Regions from separate parts of the Homo sapiens genome. Here region 2 is linked to region 1. A link is an interaction called in ENCODE POLR2A ChIA-PET data of the cell type or tissue named here. Cell type or tissue: K562. All regions are shown on one strand. Links, peaks and the distances in the headings refer to the core of each region. The heading gives the core; the rest is flanking DNA. Region 1 overlaps MAP1LC3B (microtubule associated protein 1 light chain 3 beta). Region 2 overlaps FBXO31 (F-box protein 31).

Region 1 (5,422 bases), core at 2,923-5,422:
TCAAACCTGATAAAGGTTTGTATCTAAGGCCAAGAGCAACATAACATACATGGCTCTATCAGGTGATAGGACAAAGACCAGGAATATGGGACAACTAGTTTCAAGGAATTGGGAGCCCAAAGTTTGTGGTCAGACATACAAGGCAGACCCACTGCATGAGACCCAGTCCTTCCTCCAAAGACCACTACCACCTATAATATTAACTTCAATTTTTGTTAATTTTCCACACTTTAAGTTGGAAATGGAATCCATTATAAACCAGGAAATGCAATTTTTCCCTTATCACTTCCAGCTTTTTAATGATATGGTGCCTAAGAGAAAATAAACTGCTCAAGAGAATGGAATATGATGCCTGTAATCCCAGCACCTTGGGAGGCTGAGGTGGGCAGATCACTTGAGGTCAGGAGTTCGAGACCAGCCTGGCCAACATGGTGAAACCCTGTCCCGTCTCTACTAAAAGTATAAAAATTAGCCGGGCGTGATGGCACATGCCTGTAATCCCAGCTACTCGGGAGGCTGAGGCAGGAGAATCACTTGAACCTGGGACACGGAGGTTGCAGTGAGCGGACATTGCACCACTGCACTCCAGCATGGGCGACAGAGCCAGACTCCATCTCAAAAAAAAAAAAAAATTCTTTTCTCCCTTTTAATAGAATCACTTATTGATAATTTCAACAACTGTACTAGACTGTGGGCAATACAGGGAAAAAAAAACAAGCCAAGTCCAGTTCCCAGAAACCCAAAAATACAGTTAGAGAGAAGTCATTTACAAAGCAATATGTGTGTTAAAAAAAAAAAGGCAATATGTGAACATATGACTTAGATGGCATTATTTAAAACCTCCAAAAAAAAAAATGAGCAAAATAACCTTGATTTACTATGGTAGGATTGATTCTCACGGTAAGCGCAAATAAATAATCAATGTCACGAACTTCCTGAGACAGAAAAAATATGGTGTGACCTACATAAATATGACGTTACTCTAATATCATTGCCAATCTCATTTGGATTAAAAAAAATTTTAGTATCATTCTTTTTTTGAGACAGAGTCTCACTCTGTTGCCCAGGCTGGAGTGCAGTGCTGCAATCTCCGCTCACTGCAAGCTCCGCCTCCTGGGTTCACACCATTCTCCTGCCTCAGCCTCCCGAGTAGCTGGGACTACAGGCACCCGACACCATGCTCGGCTAATTTTTTTGTATTTTTAGTAGAGACGGGTTTCACCCTGTTAACCAGGATGGTCTCCATCTCCTGACCTCGTGATCCGCCCACCTCAGCCTCCCAAAGTGCTGGGATTACAGGCGTGAGCCACCAAGCCCAGCCCAATTTTAGTATCACTCTTTATAAAAACTTTTAAAATTCCTGTGTTCAAGTACAGCCATAAGTTCGACTTCTGTTTCCCCATCCAAAACTTTAAAATCAGCTTCTAAGATACATTGCTAAATATAAACATCTTTGCAACAAAGATTGCAAACTCATGGATTTCTACCAGTGCATATTCCTATTGAATATATATGCAAATGATAAATTTGGTGGCTGGGCGCAGTGGCTCATGCCTGTAACCCCAGCACTTTGGGAGGCCGAGGCGGGTGGATCACGAGGTCAGGAGTTTGAGACTAGCCTGGCCACAATGGTGATAGCCCATCTCTACTAAAAATACAAAAATGAGCTGGGCGCGGCGTCCGGCGCCTGTAATCCCAGCTACTAGGGAGGCTGAGGTAGGAGAATCGCTTGAACCCGGGAGGCACAGGTTGCAGTCAGCCGAGATCACGCCACTGCACTCTAGTCTGGGCGACAGAGCAAGACTTTTGTCTCAAAAAAATGAAAAATAAAAATAATAATGACAAATTTCGCTATTGTTAACAGTAAAATTAACCTAGTGGCTCTTATCCTTTGACTCCTTCTCTACTTCCCAGCGAGATTCTCAGTGACCCCTCATCATCACCTCTCCTAAGTATGAGACATCTTCCTATGCCTGTCCTACCCCAGACCCTCTTCACAATAAAAACGTCCATTGTGTCAGTGTGGATTCAGTGTATAGGGTAAATCACGATTTAATTCACTCCAGCGAATAAGTGATACCTCTTTCATATATCCTGGAATGTTTCACATTTAAAAGCTTATCCTAATAAATCTAAAAGTAGAAACGTTCAGGCAGAGGGGAAAGAATTTTTTTTTTTTTTTTGAGATGGAGTCTTGCTCTGTCACTCAGGCTGGAGTGCAGTGGCGCGATCTCTGCTCACTGCAAGCTACGCCTCCCAGGTTCATGCCATTCTCCTCCCTCAGCATCCCAAGTAGCTGGGACTACAGGCGCCCGCCACCACGCCCGGCTAATTTTTTGTATTTTTAGTAAAGACGGGGTTTCATCATGTTAGCCAGGATGGTCTCAATCTCCTGACCTTGTGATCCGCCCACCTTGGCCTACCAAAATGTTGGGATTACAGGCATGTGCCACCACACCCGGCTGGAAACATTTTTTTAATATAGGAAACTAGGTTTGGCTGGGTGCGGTGGCTCACGCTCGTAAACCCAGCACTTTGGGAGGCCAAGGCGGGCGGATCACCTGAGGTCAGGAGTTAGAGACCATCCTGGCCAACACGGTGAAACCCTGTCTTTACTAAAAATACAAAAATTAGCTGGGCGTGATGGCGGGCACCCGTAATCCCAGCTACTCAGGAGGCTAAGGCAGGAGAATCACTTGAACCCAGGAGGCGGAGGTTGCAGTGAGCTGAGATCATGCCACTGCACTCCAGCCTGGGTGACAGCGCGAGATCCTGTCTCAAAAAAAAAAAAAAAAAAAAAAAAAAGGAAAGAAGGAAAAAACAGGCTCTATGAAGTTTCAAAGTCTGAAACTATAGTGTTTAAAGTTATCTTTATCCTGATTTATTCCCAAAACACGACCTAAAAAGACAAAAATGATTATTTTCATGAAAGGTGGGAAGTATATAAAAGACAAGTTACTTCCTTAAGCTGTAAAGAATAACACCCAAGTCCCATAGGAGCATCTTAGCACGCTGTCCAGCAGCAATGAAAATCCAGTGCTGAGCCTGGAGTAACTAACTGGCTGTACACGGTACACACGGATGCTCCACTCTCATTCTTCAGGAGACAGCTGTTTTAGAGGCTAACAGTATATTTAACAAAAGCATTATCAACAGCACAGTCAATGGCATAGAAGGAGGGCAAGTCTTTTACTCCCTGTTTCCTAATGCTGTAATCATCTGTTTTTGTCTTTCTCAACAGACTGCCCCGCTGGCAGTCAAGGACCCAGCTCCAGTCCAATCTGTGTCCCCCCAGGGCTCAGGCTTGTACACAGAAGAGAGTTCATCAACAACTGAATGAAAGCTGTAAAACAGAAATGAACACGGCTCCACATGCACAGCAAAATCTAACCTGCTTCCCCAGATTCCTTTCTTCTAAAACAAAAAAGATCCTTAAGAGCCTTTACAAACATTAAAACAAACGGTAGGAGCCTAAGGTGTCCTATTTTTAAGAACACGTTCTTTGCAAAGTTGTTTTGAGATATCTTCAGTCATTTTAAGTAAAATTTCAGTTTTTCCAGGATTTTCCAGGATTTACTTCTCAGAGAGAAACTGAAGCACTCCCCCTCCCCCAGGCCAGGCGTGGTGGCTCACACCTGTAATCCCAGGACTTTGGGAAACCAAGGTGGGAGGATCACTTGAGGCCAATAGTTAAAGCTGGCCTGGGCCACACAGCAACAACTCTTATTTGTCTGTTTGGTTTCTTTTTTTGGTAGAGATGAGCTCTCACTATGTTGCCCAGGCTGGTCTTGAACTCCCAAACTCAAGCGATCCTGCCTTGGCCTCCCAAAGTGCTGGGATTACAGGTGTGAGCCACCATGCCCCACACAATTTTAATTTTTGAAGTTCATTCAATATTTCCAACACATCTCCAAGGACACACTATGTCTCCTGACTCACACAGTCTTGGTCCACTTAATATACTGGAAATGATGGCTACCTACTGGAGACTGGAAGAATTCATGCCAGGTTAAAGGTACCAGTCCAGACTCTGCCACTAGGTGGACCATGATCTTCACCACCAGGCCCCACCCAGTTTCTTTAGCTACAAAAGGAAGGCGTTGTTTTCAGTGAGCCTTAAAATCCATTTCAACTTTGAGAACCCTGTCAATCCTGGTAGAGTTTATCAGCAGAGCTATATTCAGTATTAACCTTAAACTCACTCACTTGGAAAGAGAAAACACCACTCAAGCTAACTGGGGCTTATCTTAGGCTCCATAAAGAGGTTCTCTCTAAGGATTCATTTCCCTCACTTACTGTGCTACACATGTCTGAAAACTGTCAGTACTCATGATCAACATTACCAAAATATTCATGAACTAGAAAGATTTTTTTTTTTAATTACCAAAATCAGAAGCAAGGAAAGGTAACAGCTGTTAAGATATTTGACACATTTCTACAAAGTGACTATTAAAGAGATATTTAAAGGGGAGGGGGCAAAATAAAGGTGAGCCAAGGGAAAAAACCCTGAAAATACAGTATATACAAGGTCCATACATCAATGGGAAAAAAATGGGGCATTATTGCTGGTCTACCCTCAGGGCCACTTTTAGGTTCCAGGAAATTCCTTGTTCGGATGTGTTAGTCTCACATTTCCTACCCTTACTACCCACTCTTCGCAGAGACTTTTCCAGAATAACCCAAAAGTACTAAGCAAAAAAGAAAATAACTATAGTTTCTGTTATGAGAAAAAGGGCATCTCTCCTACATAAATGTTCCCAGTTAACTTTTCATTGGTGAAAACAGAAGCCAGGTCTGAGGGGGGCCGCTGGATCGCTTTAGCCCGGGAGGTCGAGGCTGCAGTGGGCTGTGATTGCACCACTGCACTCCAGCCCAGGTGACAGAGTGAGACCCTGTCTCAAAATAAAAAAGAAAAGAAAATCTGTCTTTAATGCTGCTCTCAGGGCTCAATAAGCCTAGACACTACAGTAAAGAGTTCATTAAGGTGACTAACAAGAAAACTACTAACAAAAAAGGCACGTGTAAGTCTTGCTAACCAACGGACTGCCTCAAGAGGCTGTCTGAAAAGATATGCTTGGCAAGCTAAGGTCCATTTTAATTTGCTTAAGTTTCTCAGGCATAAGAAAAAAAATAATGGTCAATGAGACCTGCAAAACTATATCCAAACTCAAATGAATGCTAAACTCTTTCTAGACTCCGGGAAACTAGGCAAAAGCAGACAAACAGCACCACTGTGTGGGCTCCTGACGAGGATGGCGGCAGGCATTCGCAGTCCACCGCGATGAACACGGTGCTTCCCTTCCAAACCGGTGTCTGGAACTTAGGCAACAACAGATACCTGGATCTGCGGCGTTCTCTTGCTCAAGCGGGAAATAATCACTTCGCATCATCTGCGTGGAGTAAATATTGTGATGGTGACACC
Region 2 (9,365 bases), core at 1-2,500, 64 kb after region 1:
TGCGACTTCTGAGTTAATGTCAGCTGCAGGCTGCCTGTATTAGAGCTAATTGTATGGGGACATAACTCCCAGACATTAAGATTTTTTTTCACATTGGGCCTCCTTTATGAAATGTGTGTTTTGGAACAGAGCTCTCTGGGCCTGCAGAGACCTCGTTTTAGTTCAGTGTTTCAGCATTGTGCAGTCAGTGGGTGAATCCCTCACGGGTGCTGCGAGTCAGCGCCCATCCCCCGAGCAGCCCCGAGCTCTGGCCTCTGCGTCCATCATCAGGTGGGCTCGGCCTGCGCCCTTAGCTACCCCTTCAGAGACAGGCTCAGCCCACACCCCCAGCTGCCCCTGCAGAGACAGGCTGGCTCTGGGAGTCAGCTTCTGGCTGATGAACAGTGGATGTGGCTCTTGCGGCACAGAGCGGGGTCGCAGAATGCTGTACGTGGCGTGCATTTGACTCAGCCCTCCCCCAGCTCACAGTTTCCCTCTTGTTTCTGCTCAGTTTTTATGGCACAGGCCTCATCGCGGGCCACGGCTTCACCAGCCCTGAACGCACCCCCGGGGTCTTCATCCTCTTCGATGAGGACCGCTTCGGGTTCGTCTGGCTGGAGCTGAAATCCTTCAGCCTGTACAGCCGGGTCCAGGCCACCTTCCGGAACGCAGATGCGCCGTCCCCACAGGCCTTCGATGAGATGCTCAAGAACATTCAGTCCCTCACCTCCTGACCGGCCACATCCTTGCCGCCACATCCCGGGTGGCTCTGGGGCTCTGAACTCTGACCTGTGAATAGAAGCAGCATGCACTTTGGAAATCCGGCCTTTTGACCAGAACGCACACCTCGTCGGGGGGCCCAGTCCAGCCACCCCCCAGCACTTTATGTAGAGAGTGTGACATAGACCTGCATATTTGTCAGTGCCATGATGGAAGAAGCTGAGCATGTCTTACCAAAAACAGAGAGAACGAGCCTGAATACAGCAGATGTAGGGGACAGCCGTGGGACCGCGTGAGAATTGAAGCGGTGGGGTTCCCGCACCCTGGGCTGGCTGGTGGTTTTCTCGGGAAGCAGGACCCTCCTGACTGGTGCTCTTCCTGTGAGCGGATAGAGTGATAGACTGGGTCGTGTGTGAGACGCATGTGCTCCACCCCACTCCTTTTGGGGGAAGCCAGGCAACAGTGGCCTCTGGGAGGGGGTCAGGAAGAGGCGAACAGCTCAGGCAGCGCAGGTGTGATGGGCACAGTACGCAGAGCAAGCTCGGGAAGTTGGTAGGATCTCAGGCTTGGGGCCGGGACTCTGGAGTGAATCCCCATTTCTCTACCGGCTTGCTTGGAGTTTGGACAGAAGCATTTCACCTCTGATCTCAGCTTCCCCACCTGTGGAGTGGGTTTAGTGACCTGAGTCACTAGGGAATGTCACCTGAATGCACAGCCCAGCCCATGCACCTGCCCCAGCCCCTCCAGCTTTGGAGCCAAGGCCATCGTTCCAGCCACTTGACTGTCCTCGACGGCCTGTTCCAGACAGGGCGTTTGTTTTGTCCATGCCTTCCTCCCTGCACGCACACGGCGTCAAAACCAAGCTGCCGGCCACTGTCTCCAGAACGCAAGGCTCCAGGCCCGTGTGTCTGAAGCAGTGAGTGGTCCACACAGGTGCCAGGAGTGCCCATATGAGATGACGAGGAAACCCCTTTGCAGGTGAGGGGACAGCTTTCTAGAAAAGCCACACCTGCATCTGGGGACACACTTTGGAAAGTGGGACCCTCCAGCCTGGAGACCCCATGGACTGATGCCTCCACTGCTGTGTGCCCCATGTTGTGTTAACACCTGCGTGTGGGGACCCCATCTGAGGTCTTGGCTGAGGTTGGCATCTCCTGAAGAACAGAGAGCACGGTGTCCAGAGCTGGCCCTTCCCCCAGCCCACAGCCAGCTCCGTGCCCGAGTGGGCGTCCCCAGCGAGCCTTCCCTCTCTGCCGCTTGTCCTTGTGTCTGGGCTGCTCCAAGTCCTTGTGCTGGGCACCCTGGACACGTCCTGCTGGTGAGGGACCTCGGGAAGGTGACAGTCTGTGTGCCTTGGTGTGGAGACCAACCTGAGGATGTCCTGGGAAATGTTTTCCTGATGAATTTCTCCTTGACTGGCCTTTAAAGAACATAAGAATTCCCATTGCCCAGCCTCAGTGCATTTGGCAAATGCTTACTTTGCTTCCCAGAGTCAGAGAATTGGCAAAGGTTCCTAAATGGTAATCTGGCCGGCCTGGGAGAAAGACTCACGAGAAAAGCCAGTGGAGAAAGCGCCCTTCCAGGGCGGCAGCAGCGGGAGCCACGCAGACCCCGAGGCGCACCTGCTGGCTCTTGTGTGTGGCCCCAGTTTCTAGCGGCTTTTGCAGCATTAGCCTACAAGCTTTGTCACTCCCTGCCCTCTGTGGTGGTCACTGTTTTTCTCTCTTGCCAAATGAGGCAGTCTCTGAGTGACGGTGACTGTGGCCTTGAAGCCTGGAGGACTGTTGGGCATGTAGACTGGCACCTTGAAGATTCACCATTGTTTAAATAAAATCAAGCAAATGCTTTTTTACCAAGAGCCCGAGCCTCGCTCTAAGGGACGCAGTCCTAGAGGCGTGCCCTTTGGGGCTTGAAGAGCACACTGTGGGACGCACGTGCTTCTGATTAAAGGAATCTCAGATCTCAATTACGCTTCCAGTGTTTGGGTATAGAAATAGCTTCCACCCATCATGTCTCAGCCATGGGCTGTTGGTCAGTTCATGTGGCTCCTGGTTCTGGTGTGTATGTTGGGGGCGGGGGTCTCTCCATGGTGGTGACCTGCAGTGATGCCAGGCAGGGCCAGAGCCACACAGCCAGGAAAGGGAGGCCTTTTTGGCCGCACAGCCAGTCCCTTCAGTCGTGACTACAGGTCTTGTTTTTTCCGCTCCGATGTGTCCTTAGCCAGTTCTTGGCTCCGGTTCTGTAGGGACAGGCACTGAATCTGCGCGCCTCAAAACAGCAGCTTCCCTTCCGGGGGAGGGCATCCACCCTCTCAGGGGATCCTGCAGGTGGCCCATTTCCTGCAGGTGAGAACTCGGAAGGGCTGATGTCGTCATCAGAGGCCTAAGGGCAGCTGAGAGTTGGATAAAACCGTTTCCAAGGAGGAGGCTGAGTAACCCAGTTCAGGACAGCCAAGCGCATTAGGCTTGATTGGGGAAGGTGGCAGGTGGAGTTGGGAGGTTGGGACTCTCCATCTTTTGCACCACGGATGCCTTTCTGTCGCTGTCTCACTCTGGGGCAGGATCAAGTCTGCTCTCTGGAGTGGGGCTGCCTGCAGTGCAGCTCTGCACACCTGAACGTGTTCTTTGTCACTTGTTTGGAAATGATGTGATTGAAGATTTCAGAGAGGTCATTGGAGGCTTTTCTGTGCCGGCACTGAATGTTCATTTGCATGAGGAAGTTGCAAACGACTTCTGCAGGCTGAGATTCAAGGCAGGTGGTATTGGGGTCCCTCAGCCCACCTGGGCCGTGACCTCAAGTGTCCACTGCTGAGTGTGAGTGGCTTTGCAGGCCTGGTGGTGGGAGAGCCTCAGGCTCCCTCCTTCTTCGTTCCTGACCATGCCCTGGGCCCCTTCAGTCTGCCTGCGGCTCTGTGGCATCCCTGCCCTGACACTGGGCACCTGTGCCCCTAGCAAGCCCACCTGGCACACGAGGAGGGAGGGGTGGGTGGCCATGTCCTTCCTCTAGCCACATGCCCTGCTGGCCGCTCCATTCTGAGCTTTGTGCAGAACCGGGTCTGAGCTGGAGATTTTTCTCTGAGAACCTGCAGTTGTGCTGCAGCCGCACGCAAGGGCCCTTCAGCCGCTGGCTCTGGCTTCCCTGACTCCTCAGGGCGTGTTCACCCCCAGGCTTTCTCACCTGCACACGGTTAGGCCATTTTCAGTGCTCGTGGGCAGTCACGGACAGCAGCAGAAACTCCTCAGCCCCTTTGTTACTTCAGAACGCCTGCCCACATGCATCTTCTGAGCTCGTGTTGTCCTCATGGCCGTGGGGTCTTGGGTGCGAACAGGAGATGCTGAGCTGTGGTCCACCGTCCAAGGTGCTGCAGAAAGCAGCTAGGCTCTTTTAGGATGTTTCTATTCTGGTTGCTGCCTTCGTGGTGTAACTTTTAAGAACACTTACGGGAATGTGCTCATAGAACCATCACCTGTCCTGAGAATAAAACTCCTGGAATCATGATCAAGTCCAGTGTTAACGTGGCCCAACCTGTCTGTACTTCTGGGGAGAGACCAGGAACATCACTGGACTCCTCATCCCCGTAATTATTTAGAGAAGATGCAAGCAGCAGATAGTCTCCATGCGGCTGGTACTTTTTTTGTTGTTTTTTGAGACAGGGTCTTGCTCTGTCACCTGGGCTGGAGTGCAGAGCGGCGATCATGGCTCCCTGAGGCCTCAACCTACTAGGCTCAAGCTGTCTGCCCGCCTTAGCCTCCCAAGTAGCTGGGACCACAGGCACCCACCACCACCATGCTTGGCTAACTTGTTTTTGTAGAGATGGAGTTTTGCCATGTTGCTCAGGTTGGTCTCGAACTCCCGATCTCAGGTGATCCACCCGCCTCGGCCTCCCAAAGTGCTGGGATTACAGGCGTGAGCCCCTGCGCCCCAGCCTTGGGGCCTGTCTTTGAATGGGAATGAGACTGTGCAAACCGTGGACTACCCTGTGTCACCCACAGCTCAGTGGCCTGCCTGCCGGCCCTCAGGGGCTGCTGACCGGGAGACCAGCCAGAGCACGAGGGGGTCAGGGCTGTGTGGGTTTTGGCCTGATTCTGCATTTGGTTGTTTCTGGGGGCCATGTAGCCTGCCTGCATTAGGAAAGCGCTGTGCCATCTGATCATGAGCACCTCTGCACCCCCTGGTAAGGTGACCTTGCAGCAGGAGCTGTGCCCTGCCTGGGTAGGCACCCACTAGGTAGGACCGGAGCAATCCTGGCAGCCGCCACCTGCACCCGTGCACTTGTTTCTCCTCACAGTTTCAAGTAAATCCGTTTTTGAAGGCTTGTTGTGTGTTTTGTGATTTCTTTGGGAATATGAGTTGGACGGAGGCGAGAGCCTTAAGCCATGCGAGCTGTCGGCCTGGGAACCCAGACTTCCCAGCTTCTTGAGGAAGTGTCAGATTTCCCGCGTTGACAGAAGGGAGCATTGAAGGGATGCCTTGGAGCCCAGACAGTGGTTGTCCCTGTGTCCTTCCCTTTGACCTGGCATCAGAGGTGTCTCGAGTCCCTACCCAGGGACCCAGAGGAGTTCGGGCCCCAGTAGATTTTCTTAGATTTAAGCCAAAGTGAGTTGCATTATCTGCAACGAGGACAGATATGGGAGGGAATGTGCTGAGAGCCAGGCAGATGAACTGAGGATCTCATTGATCTTTCTTTTGTGTTTACTAAACTCATATGTTCTTGTAAACAGTTCTTTAGCATAGACAGTGAAAGTACCCCCTGTTCTCATCCCAGCCTCCCCGTGAGTCACTGCTGCTAATTAATGCTGTTAGCTTGGAATTGTAGAAACAGGATGTTTTCCATGGTAATGCACTCAAAGTACACCCTCGATTGGCAGAAATTGGCAAGTGTGATTTTCCAAGTGTTGGCAGTGATGCAGGGGAACAGGAACGCAGGTGGGGCAGCTGTTTTGGGGACAGCTGGTACTAGCTCATGGCACTAAGGACACGGGCCCAGGGACTGGCATCTGCATCCTGAGGTGTCCACCCTCGGGCAACGCGAGAGCCCAGGCATGGGCCACGCAGGGATGTTCATTGCTACACTGTGACAACTGTCACAGGCCGGAAGGAGGCAGGTGGACTACGGTGGAGCCACCCATGCTGTCACCTGGCAGACGGGCACACAGCCTTGTTCCGTTGCAAAACAAGTGAGAGATGGTATTGGTGTAACATGTAAAAATGCAAATACTTAATTTTTATCAATTCATGTGTGGGGAAAAGCTGAAGATACGCGTGGGAATGGTGTGGTCACTTCTAGGGGTGTCGGAGGGTAGAACTTCAACTGTTTTGCTTTAAAAAGTAAGGATCGCATGGCAGAACTAGCATCTGTTCACCTGTTGATCCTGATACCGTGGATTACGAGACCCCCCCTCTTTTCTGTGTGGTTCAGAAACAAGCCCCTCAGACAGGACACAGTGCCCAGGGGCAGTGACCTGCAGGCCCACCCACTGCCATCTCCGCTGGTCTCGGGGTTGCCACATAGCCTGCCAGCTGCGGCTGCTTCCTGGGTGCCCTCCAGGGAGAGCAGGGGATCGTGGGTCCCCGGCGGTGGGTGTTTCCTTCTCCGGGGAGAGCAGGGGATCGTGGGTCCCCGGTGGTGGGTGTTTCCTTCTCTAAGGTTTGCTGCTGTTTCCAGGCCTTTCTGTGGGGCCTGGGTCCTGTCCTGGGGCCAAGCCACGGGGTCATCCTCAGCTGCACTGGGCGTGCCAACCACAAACGAGTCACTTGCTACAAGCAGCACCATGCAGCCTCCTGTCTGGACGAGACCCTGCCCCCCACAGACTGGAGACGCACCCCGATTTCCCAGGTCACAGGGGGAAGTGTGGATCTGATAAGGGACTAAATGTGGCGTCTTTCATATGTTTCTCTTACATATTTTATTTTAAAATGAAAAAAAAAATAAGGTCATGGGGAACGAGTAGAAGGCTGCTTCCTGCTGCAGTTCCCCTCTTGCTCCAAGAGTGGGGATGGCCCAGCTGGGGGGACCTGCTCCGGGCCTGGGTGCCGCAGCCTCACCTAGACACAAGGGCACAGGCTTTGTTCTCCAGGGATCTGTCCGACACCAGCATCCCCCCGGGGGCTCAGACCCTGCACTTTTCTGTCTGCTGCTGGGGTTGAGGGGACAGCAGATGGGCAGCGAGGGCTGGTGGCTGCCCAGGCTGGCCATGCCCAACACCAGCAGGTGAGGCGGAGGCCGAGAGGGTGTTGTGGCCGGGTCACCTGGGCCCATATGGAGCTCACTCCTCCCTGTGGGGGCCGCTTGGCTGTGCTGCCGGAGGCATGGCGCTTTCCCCACCCGATGGATGGCGGGGCTTCATCCTTCCTCCCCTTGCAGGAGGCACGGTGCCCAGGGTCCTCCGTTTGTCCCCCCTCCTTAGGGGAGGTCCCCTTTTGTGGTGTGACCTCTAGTGGGCATGTAGGGTCACTGCAGAGGGCTTGCCCCCAGCCAGCAATGTGAAACAAAATGCCATTTGGATAGTTTCCAAACCTACCCCGGCCCCCTCCCCATTTTGACTTGAAAATCCCCAAGTGACAGAAGGCACAATGCGTGTCCTTCCTATCTTTGCCTCCGTCCCTCTTCTTCCTGAGGGGTGCGATCCCTGGCGCCTTCCCTTCTTCCTTGTGTGCCGGCGTGGGCCCTCCCTGCCGTCCCTGAAGCCCACCTGCACTGCCTCTGAGCCGCGGAGGTCCTGGAAGCAAGGTGGAAAGGTGCTGGAGGGCCAGGGGGAGGCGCCCCTGCAGCGCTGTCCCTCCCCAGCAAACAAGCAGCTGGGCTCTGCTGGGTGTTCTCCATGGCACCGTGTTTGGCAGACATTAACCACGGAACAACCAGGAGTGCTGGTGTGGCTGGGATCAGCCCACTCCACAGGAGAGGAAGCAGCAGCTCAGAGAGGCTGAGTAATTTGCCCAGGGTCACACAGCCAGGGAGTATTAGCCCAGGGCCCCAGCCCCGCAGCCTCACCTCTCCTGAACATGCTCCTCTAGGAAGAGCCGCCGCCGGTGACGCTCAGTGTCAGTTGCTCTGGGACCCTTTCACCGAGTGTGGGGTGGAATCAGAAGCGCCAGCTCACACAGCAGTGGGGCCAGAGCAGTCCCGGCTGAAGCTAGGCGCTGATGAACTTGGACTGGAAATCTTAACTTGGGCTCAGCCAGAGTGTATTGCTTATAAAACCACGACTTTTCCCTTCCCATATGAGGACTTCTAGTACCTTGAATTCGGTTCTCATATAAAAACACGAGGGTGCTGTTTTACAGAAACACAGGGAGGCTAAGCCTGGCATGCTGCGGCCACGTGGGAATAAAACTTGGGCTCTTGGGACTCACATTTCAAGCCCGGAGCCAGCTAAGGCCTCTGACGGCGCAGCCCCCATGCCCCTCACAAATGTGGGTAGAGCTGGGTCAGCATCTGGCTTCCGCATCCCCATCTGCCGTGCGCCCCTGCCTTTCCAGCCTGTGGCTCACCTTGCCCAGCCCCACGGCCTGATGCCCTGGCTGCATCTGCCTTGGCTGGGGCTCCTCTGGGCATCTGGAGTTGCTGCTTCCTGGCTCCTTACAGGATGTTTACAGAAACTGCAGGTCTGCAGAGGACAGACGGCTCTGCCCGCAGGGAGGACAGGCACCTGGTGCCCCTTCCCACACGTACCTATGCCACTGGCCCCAGGTCTGGCTGTCCTGAGCTCTCCCTGCCTGGCTCTGCTGATGAACATGCCCTTGTCAAGGAGCAGAGTCGGTGGAAAGAGGCAATGGACCTACCCAGGTTGTGAAGATGCTTCTCAGAGTGAGGCCTGAGAAGCAGCTTCCGGCCCCAGGGCCAAGCAGTAGGAACTGACAAAGCACGGAGGGTCCACCTGTGTGCACAGCCGAGCTGCAAACCCAGGGTCGTCATGTGAGAGCCCTACCCACTGCCTGAAGGGAGAAAACGGCTTGGCTCTAGGAGTCAGGCCTGCGGCGGGGCCCAGGCAGCCCCTCACTGGCTGAGACCCTTGCAGTGTTCTCGACGCTCAAGCCTTGTACGCTCGCCTCAGGGCAGGGCATCACCTCGGCACAGTTGGTGTTTGGGGCCGGGTGAGTCGTGCGCCGGGCCGCTCCATGCGTTGTGGGAGGTTGAGCAGCATCCTTTGCCCCAACAATGGATGGCAGTCCCTCCTACCTGTCAGCCAACAGGCCCAGACAAGCCAGGTGTCCCCCGGGCCACTAGGCGCTACCGGGTTGTGACCTGCATCTCCCATGCGGCAAACAGTGCTAAGCACTGGGCACGCGGCAGTGAACACTGACGGCTCTGACCCCACACAGACCACAACACATCATGTCCCGGGATACGTGCTCTTGGGGCTGCCCCGATCACAGACACATCAGGAGGCGGTGGACTCCCAGGTGCAGGGAGGGTCAGGGCTGAGGTGGAAGTGGGCAGGGGCGGTCGTGTGCTGCTTGGCTCAGGTGACACCTGGCCTGGCACCTGGTGGGTGAGGAGGGGCTAGTGAGATGCTGTGTCCTCAGCTGTCTTCCTCTCCTCCTGGGAGACACATAATTCCCAGAAACCTCAGCAGGGGCTGACTCCTCACTGGCCAGAGCCAGCCCCACGCCACCCAGGAACCAACTCTGGCCCAGGGAAAGGGGTTTCCGTGAGGCTTGAGTCT

What was found. Peaks named below come from ENCODE experiments on the same cell type or tissue, not always from the same donor. Only the 100,000 strongest peaks of a DNase experiment are listed, where the experiment ranks them.
Region 2: POLR2A ChIA-PET joins it to region 1 with 5 read pairs; 13 of 35 experiments call an interaction of 5 or more read pairs at or near these places.

What each region holds. Positions count from the first base shown.
Region 1 is chr16:87,393,236-87,398,657 of GRCh38, reverse strand. All of the region lies in intron 1 of MAP1LC3B (microtubule associated protein 1 light chain 3 beta), which reads right to left. Among named protein-coding and RNA genes, the nearest start is that of MAP1LC3B, 3.6 kb to the right of the region's middle. RefSeq lists an enhancer at 5,140-5,189. In K562, for the core only: CTCF peaks have their summits at 4,040 and 5,238; DNase peaks (open chromatin) are centred at 4,037 and 5,267; H3K4me3 peaks cover 921 bases.
Region 2 is chr16:87,322,636-87,332,000 of GRCh38, reverse strand. It overlaps FBXO31 (F-box protein 31), which reads left to right. Exons shown (of 9, transcript NM_024735.5): 9 at 491-5,014. The coding sequence ends at 713. Among named protein-coding and RNA genes, the nearest start is that of C16orf95-DT, 9.8 kb to the right of the region's middle. RefSeq lists an enhancer at 253-754. In K562, for the core only: no CTCF peak of the experiment used is centred there; no DNase peak of the experiment used is centred there.